Linked DNA regions of Mus musculus: region 2 is linked to region 1. The links are chromatin loops, found by intact Hi-C in ENCODE. Cell type or tissue: heart. All regions are shown on one strand. Each heading gives the region's core, and the rest is flanking DNA. Links, peaks and the distances in the headings are about the cores only.

Region 1 (8,000 bases), core at 1-8,000:
ATGGGGATGCTAAGGAAATACTAAGGAATATTCAACTCCACTGAGTTAACATCTTTCCAGCTTTACTCTCATCTAAATCCCGACCTAATAGAGACAGGCCAGGACTCCTAAGAGGACTCTCACAGAAACAAATTCAAAGGAGGTATAAATTTCTGCAATAAAAAAAAATTTTGAACATATTTACCCACACCCCAAGTTGATGCATAACTTTCTTCTAATTATCAATGAACAAGATCCCAAAACAGATTATACCCAAAGCTTAGATAGATAAATTTTCAGCTGCAGGCCAGGAATCATCCAAAGGAAGATAGTCTAACCAACAATTGAAACTAGATCACACCCTTTTCCCAGTTACCAGGAGATAGAGGAAAAGAGACAGATGTCACCTCCAGGTAGCATTACTTCCCACTACCCACTTCGGTCCTGCTGCAGAAAAAGAAAAAAGAGAAGGAAAAACAAAACAAAACAAAACAAAAAACCAACAACCACCAATCTCCCAGGGTGTGCCATGTGCTGCAGTGGGAAAAGAGAACCCACGGCCTCCAGAGAGACAGCAGAGTGATGTTCAGACCCAGGTGATCGCATGAAATCCTAAAACCACCTGTAGAGTCAAACACTTAGCCTAAGGAGAGTCTGTATTCTAGTACACATACTGACAAAAGCAACAGGCTTCTGCCAGACAAGCTTGTTGGGGAGTATGTATGAAACTGAAGGCACTGCAAGAAAAGTGCTTAAAAATCATCTCAAAATGTTCTTACATTTTCAAATTTCCAGGAAAAACAGTGTACATGAAACTTACAAATATGAACAAACTATCCCAATCTACTTTCTAAAGAATCATTACACAATAAAAAGTAAGTGTTAAAACTTCACAGAGAGTTAGATTAATAAAATATATACACAGGATAAGGGTCGGGGATATAGCGCAGCAGCAGAGTGCTTGTCTAACATGCACAAATTCCTAGGGGGTTCCATCTCAGCACCACAAACACTGGGTGTGGTGGTTCATGCTTCTAACTCAAGGTAGTTAGAACCAACCCAGGATACATGAGACTCTGTCTTAAAGCATACCCCACCCCACCCTGTACTAGGAAATGAGTTATTTTTAGTGCTTATTTACCAAAACCCAAACCCAGAACTTAAAAAGTAAAGTTACCCTCTTATAAATATCATCTAAGACTACTCAGCAAGGGTCCTGACACTCTCAATGTAACCACCTTCTCTCTCTCTTTTTTAATTTTTTTATTAGATATTTTCTTCATTTGCAGTTCAAATGCTATCCCAAAAGTCCGCTACCCCTCCAACCACCCCACCCTGCTCCACAACCCACCCCACCTTCTCTCTTCTATGAAGAAGAGAACGGCAGGAGACAGAAACGTAAGTTGTAACTTACTCTTCGTGTCTTAGGACAGACGTAGTTAAACTAGTGATTGAGTTAAGTCTACAGATGGGCTAAAATTAAAAGAGGGGGCTCTACTTAGAGCATCCAAATCAGTTAATAGGCACTGTGTGGGACCTTTGCAGAGTGCTACCTGCTTGGTCATGTAACATAGCAGGGAATAATAAACTATTATATCACATTACAGATAAGCATTCACTGGTTTAAAATCCTTCAGAGATTTTTAAGTCATTATCCAATGGAAGAAACTAACACTGTTGACCATAAAGGTGCACATCTGTAACACCAGCACCTGAGACTGAGGCAGGATGACAAGTGGACACTACCCAGAACACATAGCACAACACTCCCTCAAAAGCACAAATCACCATCACCAACAAAAAACAACAACCAAAAGAAACATGGACTTAAAAATTCTGAAGAAATGGGGCTACAGATACGGCTCAGTAGTTAAAACCACTTGTTACTCTTATAAAAAGATCCAGGTTTGAGTCACAATACCTACATAGGTGGTTCACAGCCTTCCTTAGCTTCTTTTTCTAGAAACACACATGTTTTAAAACTCTGAAGAACTGTGACACCAGGCCTGGTAACTCACACCTGTGATCTCAGCACAAGGACTGCAGCAGGGAGCTAGTCACAGAACGGAGGCTAGCTGAACTCCATAGAGTTCTATCTAGGACAACCAAGGTTACAATAGCAGGACCTGCCAGAGAGAGGGGGGAGGGGTAAACCTTATTACTAAGCAGCATTCTCTGTAAAAGCCACTCTTGCTACATACAGCAGTCCCACAAATGTTCCCTTCTAATACCTGCTGATTCTATTCTGTGATCTCTGCTCGTCATCATGTATGTACAGCTAGAAACGTGCCCCTCTTCCGTAGGTACTGAGTCGCCCCTGCTTTTTCTATTTTCCTGTCACACTGGGGATTGAGCCCAGAGTGGCCTCAGAGATAACTGGCCAGTACTTCACTACCAGGCTAGATTTTTCCTTTTCTTCTGGAGAAGTCCAGTTTTCAAACTGCCCCTCCCTTCATTCTGATGAAAAGACAGAGCTAGGTCAGAGGTCAAGCAGGAGAGAACCAGCGAGCAAGGGTAGATGGCTGTAAACACAGGTCTTGCTTTGCCTACTTTTGATCTTGCACTAGTGTTCTGACCTCCACTCCCACCCCACATCCCACAAAAAGAAGTTATCAGTATTTATTTTACAGAAAAGAAAAAAAAAAATCAGAAAGCCAAGGGATTTGTTTTTACATTCTTATTTACTATTGTGTGCATGTGTCAAGTCATGTCTATGACTGGCAGAACAACTTCTAGAAGTCTGTCTCTTGTCCAGCATGTGGGTCTCAGGTTCAAACTCAGGGGATGCCTTCAGCTGCTGAATTGATAAGATTAAATACAAAACTCCTGAGGGAAGAGGGCCAACAACAAACTAGAAACATGTTTGGAATGGAACTGCAATGAGGCCTCATAGCAAACACAGTTTCAAGTTTAACTTAATCAACTACATCTACTCTTTAAAAAAAAAAAAAAGGCTCACTTGAGGTCTAGTTCATGTGTTGCCTATAACTAAGAAGCAAGATATCTCTATCTGCAAAGAAACAGAAAAGACAGACAGAGAAACCCTGTCTCAAAAGAAAAAGAAAGAAAGAAAGAAAGAAAGAAAGAAAGAAAGAAAGAAAGAAAGAAAGAAAGAAACAAACAAACAAACAAACAAACAAACAAACAAACAGAAAAGACAGTCCGGTCCTGCAACTCAGGGTCAGCTCTAACTGTAAAATTTAGTCCCGCCACTAGGTGGATACAGGCATCAGGAGCTCCATCAGAATGCATCCACAGGAGGCAGCTGGGCCTCTACTATGTGGAAGCACTTTTCTCCTCAGCCCTCAGCTTCCATCCCTCACTCGAAAGCCCCAACAGAACTAGGAGAGCTGTACTTGGGATTTTGAGTCATAAAAGAAACACAGGAAGAGATACAGTGTTTCTATCAGGCCATTCCCTGGAGACCACTAAGCCGCTTAGTTTATCCAGGGTTTCATCTTTTAGTGAGGCTTGGTTGAATCCTAGCTGCTCAATGAGGGACTCTTGTTTACACACAGTTCCTTTACTACAAGTCCCTATACACGCAGGGAACCAGCCCTCTCACTCTGAAGCCAGGAACCTAACTTAATTTCCTCATCAGCTTAACAAAGACTATCTCCCAGAAAACCCCAGAGTTTACATTTTATGTCAGAAATCAAAATACAGCTTCTTCAAACCCTGGATACACACTGCCTGTGGTGCCAGCATCTAGTGGGCTGGGCAATGGAGCCCGCAAAAAGACAAAAACAAAACAAAAGCAGACTTGGGCACACGCCCTTAGCACATTTTGAGCCTTGTGGTTTGACTCATCTTTGTAAATGTTCTAGTTACCCACAGGAACCTGACATGAAAGTTTTCTTCACATGATTCTGGGCCCAGAAACTTTTCTTGGTAAATAAACATTCTGTTTATAGTTTAAAATGTTTTAAAGGCAGAGGCATGTATACTTAATTTGTTTTTTTAAAAGTAATTATAAAGATCACATTATGTTTAAAATGTTTAGTGTATCAAAAATTTTAATCTTTTAGTCTGAGTTTCCTACATGTACCCGTCACATTATCCTATCCCCCACCCTCTCCTTTCACTTGTTTACGTTATTGTAGGGCAGCTACTAGAATGCTGACCCACTGATTTGTGAGGTTTTATGCAAGCTATTAGACTTTAAACAACAAAAATGGAAAAATGAAAAAAATCTAAAACTAAGACAAAAATGTTATCAGGATCTAGTTTACCGCTTACATTCAAATGTACTATGTAGTTTAACTGTTTCTAGTATGACCAGATTCATGCAATCTTTACCCTAAGACATTTTATTTTCAACAAGATCTATATCCCACCCCCTCCATACTCATTTTTCTCTATCCTCTACCATTCCAGGCCCCTGCAATCACTAATCTACCGCATAAATTCTTATATAAACTTACCTACAGATCAGACTTTAGGTTCATATACATCTAAACATCTATGAGCATTTCAGTCTTTTCTGTGGCTATTATTCTATTGTACGATGTACATTTCACTGACCTTTGAACTACCACTACAAAATAGCTAGAATGTTCCCACATGCTATGATGGGTATCACTGTTTCATTTCACCAAGTCCAACTGCTGGGTCATATGTGCTTCTATACTTAGTAAGGTGTCTTCCCCACCTCCCACCTCCTGCCCCCATTCAAGATCCAACCAAGGGCCCTGTGGTGTGGTAAGCACTCTCTAGCTGAGCATACCTTCAATCCTGTTTAGCATTTTGATTTACTGATTTGCAGTCCTAGGGACAAAGAGTGTAGCTCAGTGATAAACTTCAGCTCAGCAGATGTGAGGCCCTGGGTTCAACCCTGGCATCTCTTGTACCCCAAAGAAAACTATTTTTAAACATTCTAATTAAAAAACAGAGTTAAGGGCTGGCAAGATGGCTCAGCAGGTAAGAGCACTGACTGCTCTTCCAAAGCCCCTGAGTTCAAATCCCAGCAACCACATGGTGACTCACAACCACCCATAATGAGATCTGTCGCCCTCTTCTGATGAGTCTGAAGACAGCTACAGTGCACTTACGTATAATAATAAATAAATCACCAGGCAGGCGGTGGTGGCGCACGCTTTTAATCCAGCACTTGGGAGACAGAGGCAGGCGTTTTTCTGAGTTTGAGGTCTACAGATGTCTGAGTTCCTGGTCTACAGAGTGAGTTCCAGGACAGCCAGGGCTATACAGAGAAACCCTGTTTCGAAAAAAAATTAAAAAAAAAAAAAAAAGTAATATATATATAAAAAAAGTTAAGTACCAGTCAGGTGCAGTGGCTTCCAGGACAGCCAGGGGTGTTATACAGAGAACTCTATCTGGAAAAACCAAAACCCCAAACCAAGCCAAACCAAACCAAGCCAAACCAAACCAAACAACAAAGGCATGGTAGCATAACAGTCTGTAATCCCAGTATTTAAGGGACTGTGGCAGAAGCTCAATGTTATCCTTGGCTACAAAGTTTGAGGCTACCCAAGGCTACAAATGATCCTGTTTCAAAAGAAAAAAATAAAACAAAACAAGCAAAAAACAAAACAAGGAAACTTTTCATCTAAATTGAATTAGGTACTATCAATAAAAGTTTAAAAAGTGGTCTCTTGAAATAACCATTAGGCTAAAGTACATATTTTGAAAAACTGGGCTGTGAATATAACTCTATGGCAAAGCATATGCTTAATGTGCCCTAAGTTCAATACCACTATCATTAAACAAAACCTAGAAGGGCTGGCAGGGGAGGCCAGCAGTTAAAAGGCGCCTCCCATCAAGCCTGACCACCTAAGATCAATCCCTAAAACCTGTATGGTGGAAGAAGGAAATCAAGTCCTCTCACTTCCACAAGTATGTTATGGTACACGTGCACTTTCCCACAAATAAATGTAAAAACAAAACAAAACAAAAAACTGCAGAATACTGAAATAATAGAAAATCAAAACTATGTAGTCAAATCACAAGCCACAGTAAAATCTATAGTCTAAATGTATTCAGTGGAGCTGGAGAGATGCCTCCGCATGCACTACTCTTCCAGAGAGCCCAGGCTCAGTTCCCAGCACCCACAACAGTCAGTCACAACCACTTGCAACTCCAGTTCCAGGAGTATCTGATGCCTGGGATCTGTCCTGACACCTTCACTCGTGTATATTCCCACCCCCACACACACATTAAAAATGATTAGAAACAAAACAAAGCAAAACGTAAAAACATACTGAGTAAGAAAAGTAAGATGAACAACTGTCAGGTTCTCAGTGGGAGAGTAAATCCGACTGGGGATGTAATACAGCTTAATTTGTAGAGTGCCTGCCTAGCACGCATGAAGCCCAGGGCTCAGCTCCTAGCACAGCATGAAGCCCAGGGCTCAGCTCCTAGCACAGCACGAAGCCAGTCGTAGCAGCAAAAGCCTCTGGAGGTAAAGGCAGGAGGAGTTCAAAGTCATCCTAGGTTATTTTCAGTTCCAGACAGCCTGGGCTACAAGATTGCACTTAGGTTAAAAATAAAATAGACATTAGTTGAGACTTCTGGGGTAGGAACACAGGAGTAAAGCCTGAGCTGCACAGGAAACCCTGTCTCCAAAACACTCAATGAGAAACTGAAGAGAAGCAGCAGTGCTGAGCACTGACACCCACGTGATGCGCAAATGTGTGCAGGTGGGCACGGTAGCCGGCCCGTGCTGTCACCTGGTCTTCAGAGCCAGTGGGGATAGAGCTCAGTAGTACAGCACTTACCCTGAATGCACGAAACTCTGAATTTAATTTCCAACAATCAACGAATGAAAACACACACACTAAACTAAAAAGTAGAATTTAAATATTAAAAAAAGAAAAGCGCAAATAGCTAAAAAAAGAAAAATCAAATGTACAGCAATAACATAAAGCGGCAGCTCAATCAGTTAAGAGCTGTTCATCAGGTGATTATCAATCAGCTGTTCATCAGGTGATAATCCGTTGTTCAAGCCTCCAGCTTGCTGGGTGTTGCTCTTGCCTATGACCCCAGCATTGGAGGCAGAGATAAGCAGACACCCGGAGCTCACTGGCCGGTAGCCAGCCAGTCAACCTAGCCAAAACATGAGCGACTCGTTCATCACAGGCACCATCTCAAGGCAGTAAGGGGCTGAGTAACAGAGGAAGACACCCAGCATTCTGCTCTAGCTTCCAAATGCACCCCGCCTCACAGGAGTGCGGACTCTATGCTCACATGCATACAGCACACATATAAAGGCTGTCTGTCACAGGAGCCGTGGGGGTCTGAAATCCCAGTTCTGCAGAGAGGCAGCCAGGCAGAACCTTGGAGCTCACACCTGGTCATCATATTTACTTGTTGAGCTCCAAGTCAGTGAGAGACTGGCTCACAAAAAACAAGCTGGGGGCTGGCAAGTGGCTCCGTGGGTTAAACACTTGCTAAGCAAGTCTTACTGAGTTCAATCCTCAGAACCAACTCAATAAAGGAATCCTCTAACCTTCACATGCAGAACACAAATACTAAATAAAACATAGAAAAAGCAATCTGCCGGATGTGGTGGCACACGCCTTTAATCCCACCACTCGGGAGGCAGAGGCAGGCGGATTTCTGAGTTCGAGGCCAGCCTGGTCTACAAAGTGAGTTCCAGGACAACCAGGGCTATACAGAGAAACCCTGTCTCGAAAAACCAAAAAAAAAAGAAAGAAAGAAAAAAGAAAAGAAAAAGCAATCTATAAAATCTCTACACTATGGAATTTTATTCAAAGGATTTAACCAAATTTACATATACTAGCATTGAAACACAGGAAAGACATAGTAAAGAGGGAAAAAATAAGCAAAACTCCAGCTCTATCAAGTCATATAAAAGTAGAAAATAACAGGCCGGTGGGAAAACTGAAATTCCTTTAAACAACTGGTGATGACATTTCAATCAACATTATTTACAAATGCACAGGCAAATTGAATGAAATTTAACAGAGAACACCCAGAAACCCAGAGTCTGTATTACCAAATGTACTGTCCTATGTCTGGTTCCTGAATGTAGTTCAAATAGG
Region 2 (9,244 bases), core at 645-8,644, 140 kb after region 1:
TGTACCAACACATCAGATAAAACAACTGTTTCTGTATCTTTTCTTTCTGGTACATAGAGAGTTTTATGGCTAACTTGCTAAACTTTTATGGCTAAAAGTAACAGTCTACTGGACAGATGGCAATAATATAGAAAATATGTCTTGGATTATTATTTTTAGGGGTTGTATCTTAGACTTTAATGGTAGCCAACAACATTATTTTTTTTTCTTAAAAATTTATTTATTTATTTTATGCATATGAGTATGCCACCATTGCACCCTTCAGACACAGCAGAAGAGGGCATCAGACCCCATTGCACATGGTTGTGAGCCACCATGTGGTTGCTGAGAATTGAACTCAGGACCTCTGGAAGAGCAATCAGTTCTTTTAACTGCTGAGGCATCTCTCCAGCCCACCAACAACATTCTTTATCCCCCTGTGCCACGCACTCTGGTCAAGTCAGCTTGACAGGCCGAGAGGCCTGGAAGCCACTCATGAGGCAGAGAGTTTCACGGAAACTCACCTCCTGGAGTCTGGCGTTCTCTCTAACCCATACATTCATATTCTATTCCCAAGTTAGTCTGGTGTATGGATCCACGTGCTCTCTTTTAGTATTATCCTATTATAAGTGCCCTTTAAGATTGACTTCTGACAAAGCTAAGCCTTCACCTGTGTTCCAATGTCCTAGAAAGTCCTTGAGCTGACCATGGGCTTGGAATTCAGGAAGAATGTTGCCTATTCAGTAACATTCAGAATTGCCTCTGGCATTACACTATCACTTTGAATAAAAGCTAGGTCACTGCCCTACATAGGAATTTACCATCATCTAGGAAGAAGGAAGTTTGAGACCTAAGGAGGAACCAGAGTAGATACTTAGAACTATAGATAGTTGAGTTACACCCATACACTCGTATTTACAATGGCCTAGGGGAAAGATGGACTATACAATAGACTAAAATAGGAACTATGGCAAGGGCACGAAGCCCTTGACCCTGGCTTCTAAGATTAAGTGGACCTTAGGTGGAGCTCTTTTTGATCTCAGTTGTTAACAATGAATTCTATCCCAGGTGGTTCCTGTTAGACCTTCTGTGTTTGTATTCCTCTGTTTTGTGTAAGAATCCAGTAACCTCTTTGTACCTAGCTGGTGTGTCACCCAGCTTCCTTATTGTCTTCTGTATAAAAGGTTTGATGCTCGATTTGACAAATTACATTCAGATTCTACACAACCTCTCCTGTGTGCATCTGTCTGTCATTCCATCCCACTCTTTGCCCACCTGCCCCAGAGACCCGTTCCACGCAGACAAAGGGATACAGAGGGTCTGCGGCATCCCTGAAAACACCGTATCATAAAAGGACAAAGACCTTTGAGAGATGATCAAGGTAGCACATCTGAATATGTCTGGTCTTACTTATTTATTCATTTATTTATCTCTACATGTACATATTCAAGTGGTCTGGGTGTACATGTGCGTATATATGTCAGCTGTAATTCCCCGGGATCTATCTACCTTGATGAGTTTTTAGGTTCTCTGAGATTTCGTTCAGTACATTTTGATCATATCCATTCCTTCCCCCAACTCCTTTCAGGTCCATTCTTCTTCCCTATCCACTTATGGGAACCCGTTTCTTATGGGAACCCGTTTCTTTTTTTTTTTTTTTTTTTTAAGATTTATTTATTTATTATATGTAAGTACACTGTAGCTGTCTTCAGACACTCCAGAAGAGGGAGTCAGATCTTGTTACGGATGGTTGTGAGCCACCATGTGGTTGCTGGGATTTGAACTCTGGACCTTCGGAAGAGCAGTCGGGTGCTCTAACCCACTGAGCCATCTCACCAGCCCGGGAACCCGTTTCTTATGGGAACCCATTTCTTATGGGAACCCATTTCTTATGGGAACCCGTTTCTTATGGGAACCCGTTTCTGCTGCCTGCATACTCTTGGGTGTGGGGCCATCCATTGGAACACGGTCCACTTACCAGGGGCCACACCTTTAAAGAAAACCGGCTCACTTATTCACAGGTTCTTGGCCCCAGTCATGGTGCCAAGCATGGGACTCATCTTGTTGGGTGGGCTTTAAGTCCAATCACTCACTCCCATGACACTTGTGGGTATGTCTTGCCATTATCATAGCTGGGAAGGTTCACAGCTGAGTGAGAGTGATGACTGCTCTGTCGTCCAGTAGGGATAATACCTCTGGGCCAGTACTAGCTTGATTTCTCCAAGTTCTAATGACTCAAATAAAGTGATGTTGTCAGCAACAGGGTCTTATGATCGAGCTCTGGAGGGCAACTAATAATCCATAACACTGAGGGTCTATGGGAGTTCCCTGGCCAATGACTCCAAAAGTAACCTTTTTGGGCACTGGACTTTGTGTTTGTTGTCTGTGGTGTCTGGGGACATTGTTGGCCCATTATAGAGTTAGTCCGTTTAAACTCTTTATATATGTATATGAATATATTTTAGGAAACTTCTAGGAGGTTTTTAAATACGACTTTTCCAAAAGTCCTTTGGTGTTAGTGATCCTCCTCATGTTCTCTCCTCTACCCCGTCCTCCCATCCCCAGTCCCTACCCTCCCCCCCCTCTGAGACAGAGTACCTCACTAGGACCAGGCTAGGCTCACTGTCCAGGGAGCCCCAGGAAGCTTCTGTCTCCACCTCCCCAGCTCTGGGATTATAAGTGACACCACTTTCTTTCTTTTTTTTTTTTTCTTTTTGGTTTTTTTTTGAGACAGGGTTTCTCTGTGTAGCCCTGGCTGTCCTGGAACTCACTTTATAGACCAGGCTGGCCTCGAACTCAGAAACCCACCTGCCTCTGCCTCCCGAGTGCTGGGATTAAAGGCGTGTGCCACCACGCCTGGCGATACCACTTTCTCTATGTAGTCTCCTGACTATCCTAGACCTTGCTCTGTAGACCAGACTGGCCTCAAACTCACAGAGATCCTTCTGCCTCTACCTCCCGAGTGCTAGGACTAAATAAAGGTGTATGTCGCCAACACCACGCTGGCTCTGACTGGTTTTAAAACAATGAGCCTTTCTCATCTCATTTATTTGGATTTCTGAGGCTCAGTCTGGGACTTCCTAAGTGGATGAGGGTTGTGTAGTTTTGTTACTTGGCAGTCTTAACGCTGTGGGAGGAAGGTCTGATTGAGACTGTTGAGTGTCCTGGTGGTATACAGGAATTTTCTGTTCTCTGGTAAGTCAGCAAAAAGCAATTAAGAGGGCTGGAGAGATGGCTCAATGCTTAAGAGCACTGACTGCTCTTCCAGAGGTCCTGAGTTCAAATCCCAGCAACCACATGGTGGCTCACAACCATCCATCATGGGGTTTGATGCCCTCTTCTGGAGTGTCTGAAGACAGCTACAGTGTACTTACATATAATAAATCTTTTTTTAAAAAAAGCAATTAAGAAAGAGAGAGGTCAGAGCAAAACGCACAGCTGTAATCCCAGCACAAGGGAGGCAGGAGCAGGTAGGTTTCTATGAGCTGGGGGGGTGGGGAGGGAAGGGGGAGAGAAAGAAAGGAAGAGAGAGAGAGAGAGAGAACAGGGCAATGATATTCATCTTAATGCATTTAATTGGTGTTATCGATTTTAATTGTGTTTAATTAGTGTTTTTATTGGGGTGCTTCTATTACTTCGGAGAACTCAGAAGTCTCTCATCAATGCACTTAGCACCTGTCCTGAGACATTGCGCAGCACACATTGCCCTAAGTTTCTTTATGAGGGATAACGACCTTTTCTAGATCTGGGCTAATAAAACAAAATACATAGGCAGTGGCTCTTTAAAATGAGCAGAGGTCAGAAACATAGCCATGAGTTGTAAGAGCAAATGACTTCCAGCTAGCTTTGGGTGGGATACAGCTGCAAACTAGTTATACTTTCCAGCAATTCAAAAGCAAAGCCCGGAGCAACACTTCCTACTGAGCTGGCTAATGTTGGTTTACCCAATAAACGTGACTACTCAGAGGACAGCAAACGCAGGCAGGCAGCAGTGTCTGTGACATTCATTCCGTCACGGGCTTGACACCTGCCTGCATGCCCTGCTTTTTGTGTTCCGACCTGACGGCTGGTGCCCGGGTTGGCTTAGTGGGTTTGCGCTGCCGGCATTTAGAGTCTCTCTAGCTCCTCATCCTCTCTCTCTCTCTACAACTGTGGACTACTTCTGTTTTAGTTTTTGAGGCAGTTTCACATTGTGTACCAGATTGGCCTGAACTCACTAGATAGCCCAGGCTGGCCTTGAACTTGTGGCAATTCTCTTGCCTCAGCGTCTCAAGTAATATTAGGATGATGGTATGAGCCACTATGTTCTGGGTCAGAAATAGTTGTGTTTAAAAAATACATAAAGAAGAAAACAAAGCAAAACAAAACAACAACAACATCAACAACAAAAAAGGCATGGTAGCTCACGCCTGTAATCTCAAGGAGACAAAGGATTGCCAGAAGTTTAAGCCCAGTCTGCCAGTCTGATATACAGAGTAAGACCAAGCCTCAAAACTAACTAACTAAATAGACGACACACATACAAGCCCGGGTGGGGAGAATATTTACTCATTGGATGGTAGTAACAATGCTGATATTTTGGTGTACAGCAGTCTAGGTTTTTGTTTTTGCTTTTTTAAGATTTATTTATTATTATACATAAGTACACTGTAGCTGTCTTTGGACGCACCAGAAGAGGGCATCAGATTTCATTACAGGTGGTTGTGAGCCACCATGTGGTTGCTGGGATTTGAACTCAGGACTTCTGGAAGAGCAGTCAGTGCTCTTACCTCCTGAGCCATCTCGCCAGCCCGCAGTCTAGGTTTTTAAATGCATGTGCACACTTCTAAATTTCTGTATCAAAAGTCCTCTACCTATTACTTGTAAACAGCTCATTTCGTAACAGTGCTATTAAATATTTGCCCCATTAAAAAAGAAAGTTCAGTTTTACGCAGTGGAGAGTAAGCATATGCAAATCCTCTTCTTCCTCCGGGCAGCCCTGGCACCTAAGAGCAGACATGAGGCTCCTGGCAGACCCGCAGCAGGCCTGCAGGAACACGAATTCAGCAGGGCAGAGGAGCTGAGGCAGTTTTCACTAATGTTTGAGAGATGATGTTGTCTTACTGCTTGCCTCGTGACACAGCCATCATCCGTTTGACTGTGGGTTAGGGGAGGATGGCCTAGACCCTAAACTCTGGGATCGAAGGCGCCATTAATTTCCACTGAGGCCCACGCTTCATCTTGCGCCCCCTGGTGGCTGCTACTCAACTGTGCAGACGCTGAAGATTTTACCTTTTTCTTCTTTTTACGCCTCCTATTAGATTTCTTGCTAAGTTTCCAGATAGATCTGAAGGTGTCCGAAGAGATCCGGGGAGTGACTGTAACTTTTAAGGGTGGTAGTTTACCTGGGCAGAGAGAATAAGCAAGAATGAGGAGAACGGCTAACGCTGTTCAGGGCTGCTCGGATGGTCCGAATTCCATCATTAGAGTTGGCTCCTTGCTAAAGCCGGGCATGGTTGGTACTCATCTGCAGTCTTTGGACTCCAGAGGCTGAAGCAGGAAGACTAGCCTCAATTACATACAAACATATATAGCCAGCTCAAGGTCACCCTGGGCTACAGAGATCCTGTCTCAAAAAAAAAAAAAAAAAAAAAAATCAAGACCTCAACTAGAGGAAGAGGAGAAGATGAGGGAGGGAAAGAAAAAGGCATAAGCAAACCAAACTCACTTGTTACCAAGTAAGTAAGTTATTCTGATTTCGTGAAAGGAGAATTAGAAATTGTTGACTTGCAAATAAATGGTAGGAAGAGAGAAAACACTGGAAGAACATTATTTTTTATAATTAGTGTTTCCATTGTCTTTTAAGGTTTAAAACGATGCCTTTAGGGTTAAAGTCCAAGTGAGTCACCCTGTAAAATCTTAGCAGCTACCCCCCCTTTTTTTGAAGACTCTTCACTGTGTTCAAACATAATTAAAGTGCTCCGTCAGAAACAGCCCATAATGACTCTAGCTCATGACATACACGCATTAAGGCTACTCACGATGCACACTTAGACTAAGTTTCAAAACTGCTGATTTCCTAAGCCATAGATTGCTTTTTAATGCTGTTTAAATGAGTACTTTCATTTTCAGGTGGGCGCGCCATAATTAGCCTCTCATTTATGTAAATTGAGCCATTTACTAAGCGTGGAAGACGTTTTCCATCCCAGAGAGGTACTGAGTGAAAAATCACTTCCCATCCTGTCACCAGAGGCTGTCTGTCCTTACGCTCCCTGCACTAATGCTGTGGAGATTGCCAGCAGCCCAATAATGGGTTTTTACTACCAGGTAGGATGAAGGGGTGGCGTCGGCACCAGGAAAACCAAAGCGCTTATCGCACTTACAGTCAGGTTTAACAGAATTATCCTGCTGGACCTCATGCCTGCTCTAATGGAACAAGAAGTGGGTGTTCTGTTCCTCTAAAAGAAAAGGATAATTGAAAAAAAAATCTTAGAGTCATTTAATTGGTCATTAAAGATGCATGGCTTTGGTTTGAGGTGGAGCAGCACAGCAGACCACACTCCTGTGACCCTCTTTTACAACACTGCCGGGGAAGGAAAAATGTGACCTCTGACCTTTTTACTGGAGAAATGACAGCATGCTGGCGCTGCTGAACTCTCCCCCACTCAGCCTGACCCAGAACTGAGTCCTCCTCCCTCTCACTTTAAAATCTGTCCATGTCTTACATCAAGCTGCATTGAAAATGGCATTTCTTGCTCTCCCCTGTAGAAGCAGCTAGAAGAGCTGTCACCAGTTCTGGCGATGCATACTAAAAGAGAGGCTAGGGGTGGTCACTGTTAAGTGACCTCCCTTCTCTCCTTTTCGAAGGGTTACACGGCCATAGGACACTCAGCACTGCCTGCCAGCTAGAGCCAGACTTAGAGACTTAGACTTCAGTGACTTAGAAGTTCCCTGTGATCCTTGCTCATGTGCTACCTCCTCCTCCCCTCCGTCCCTCCCCTTCTCCCCCCTTCTTCTCCCCCTCCCCCACACTCTTCATGGTATCCTTAGATAGCCCAGGATGGCCTCCAACGTGAAAGGCTCCAGTCTCAGCTCTCCAGTGTGGCTCAACTATGGTCTTAGCATGGTTGTTACTTCCGTTTTACAGTTGATTTTTGTACTTTAGGTTGGGTTGAGAGGAGACTAGAGAACAGGAGAAAACTTTCTTGGAGAATAAGAAAGAAAAAAAAAAACCCAAAAGCAACAGAGAAAAAATTCATAAAAAGCGAAAACAAACAAACAAACAAACAAACAAACAAAAAAACAGTAAAACCCAGCTGCGCTGGGAGGCATGCTGTAAACCAGCTACTTCAGAGGCTGTGAGTAGATTGCCTAGAAATCATTACTCAAATGATCCAAGGGTACACACAGCATTGCAAACGTTCTTGAGCTCTGTACGAGTCTCAGCATGTTGGCACAGTGGTAGCTAGCCTGCGACAATTCACAGATGAGATTTCTTATTTAAACACCAAGAGACAACAACATCGAGACACTTGCGACTGGTTCAGGGCCTGAGGGAAGGGCATGAAACCTCACCCGTCTTCCTGACTCTCAGTGCTTCCAGGATGTCCACTGCAGCCGTTTCTCCCAGGACATTGTTCCCAAGGTCCATCTCTCTTAAGTGAGTTGAGTATTTGATCAAGCTGCAAAGAGAAAAGGATGAAACGAAAAGGCTTTGAGCCCAGCACGGCTCACGGTCCCTCAAAGGAAGGCAACCCTAATTTCAGAAAATTACCTCCATCTTATAAGACTTCATAGTCATTTATACTTTATATACCAGTAAGAAGTCAAAGCAAAGCTGGGCGTGGTGGCACACGCCTTTAATCCAAGCACTTGGGAGGCAGAGGCAGGCAGATTTCTGAGTTCGAGGCCAGCCTGGTCTACAGAGTGAGTTCCAGGACAGCCAGGGCTACACAGAGAAACCCTGTCTCAAAAAAATCAAAAATAAATAAATAAATACATAAATAAAAGAAGCCAAAGCAATGGGAGAGATTGACAAGGACTTGATAACTTTCAGTCTGTCAAATAAATGACAACTCTGACCTGGTGATCTTTATTTATTTATTTATTTTTGGTATAGGGTCTCTACGTAGTCCAGGCTGTCCTAGAACTTGCTCTGTAGACCAGGCTGGCCTCAAACTCATAGAGATCATCCCGCCTCTGCCTCCTAAATCCTGGGATGTCAGGCTTACCAGGCAACATTATAAACAGACAAATATTTTCACATACAATTAAGAAAGGCAAGTCTGAGAATAAAGACTTTGAAATCCAATGGATCTAGCTTTGTGAAAATAAAACCATTATTCTTCTCCTACCCAACAACTCTGGGCTGATTCTCCTTAGTTATCTGAGATCAGCCGAGACCAGGAATGTTAAGGATGTGGTGGCTGTTGGATTTTCCTGATTTCTTGGTAGGTCATTGAAGATCCTGGTGGTGTTCTGTTGGCTGGTTTTCAGGAGTCCTTGGCTCACCTCTGCCCTTTCCTTGATCATGAGATCATGAGCAAGCCATGGGCCCTTGTGGACCTCACTTTCTGTCTGTAACCTGGCCTGAGAGGGGCTGTGTGACCTGTCTTGGAGGTTGCAGTGAAGACAGAGCAGTCATTTCCTGAAGGCACATTCAGTACCACAGGGACTGAAGGAAAGTTAACTGATGCTCTGATATAAATTATAATGTTATCATCAAGAGATCACTCCTGAATTGTTAACGCCTATGAGGGCTTGACCTTTCGCTTCGGGTTAACTCAACTTTAACATTGACTCTGCTGCTCAGTCTACACACTCTCCGCTGACTTGGTGGATGGAACTGAAGCCAGCCCTATGTAGCACTACCAGACTCTTCCTAGCTCTCAAGGAAGTCATGTGTCGAGGACTCTAACACCTTCAGCTTCCAGATCTATCCATGTTCTTCAGACTAGATGGATTAAAACAGGATACTGGGGCTGGAGAGATGGCTCAGTGGTTAAGAGCGCTTGTTGCTCTTGCAGAGGACTCAGGTGCAGTTCCTAGCTCCTACTTGCTGGCTCACAAGCATATGTAATCCCCCTGTTCCTGGGGATTCTACCCCTCTTATGACCACCAAGGATATCAGGACATACACGGTACACAGACATACATGCAGGTAAAACTTTCCCATATATGAAATAACTGGGAAGCTTTCCCATCCTTCTTGAATAAGAAGAGCAGAGAGGAAATCTTTTTCTGCTGAGATAACAAATTGCTACCCATCAGCCTTTGGGCCTCAGAT

Evidence for each region. Peaks named below come from ENCODE experiments on the same cell type or tissue, not always from the same donor. Only the 100,000 strongest peaks of a DNase experiment are listed, where the experiment ranks them.
Region 2: it touches region 1 in a loop (6-fold over the local background); 18 of 42 quality-filtered maps call a loop at or near these places.

The regions. Positions count from the first base shown.
Region 1 is chr9:96,346,978-96,354,977 of GRCm38, forward strand. The region is part of intron 1 of Atp1b3 (ATPase, Na+/K+ transporting, beta 3 polypeptide); the gene reads right to left. Among named protein-coding and RNA genes, the nearest start is that of Atp1b3, 13 kb to the right of the region's middle. In heart, for the core only: CTCF peaks have their summits at 3,197 and 5,016 (motif pointing left); DNase peaks (open chromatin) are centred at 3,224 and 7,044; H3K27ac peaks cover 779 bases.
Region 2 is chr9:96,486,822-96,496,065 of GRCm38, forward strand. It overlaps Gm28729 (predicted gene 28729), which reads right to left. Exons shown (of 11, transcript NM_001370882.1): 9 at 7,534-7,640; 10 at 5,251-5,363. Among named protein-coding and RNA genes, the nearest start is that of Rnf7, 13 kb to the left of the region's middle. In heart, for the core only: a CTCF peak has its summit at 5,212 (motif pointing left); no DNase peak of the experiment used is centred there; H3K27ac peaks cover 1,177 bases.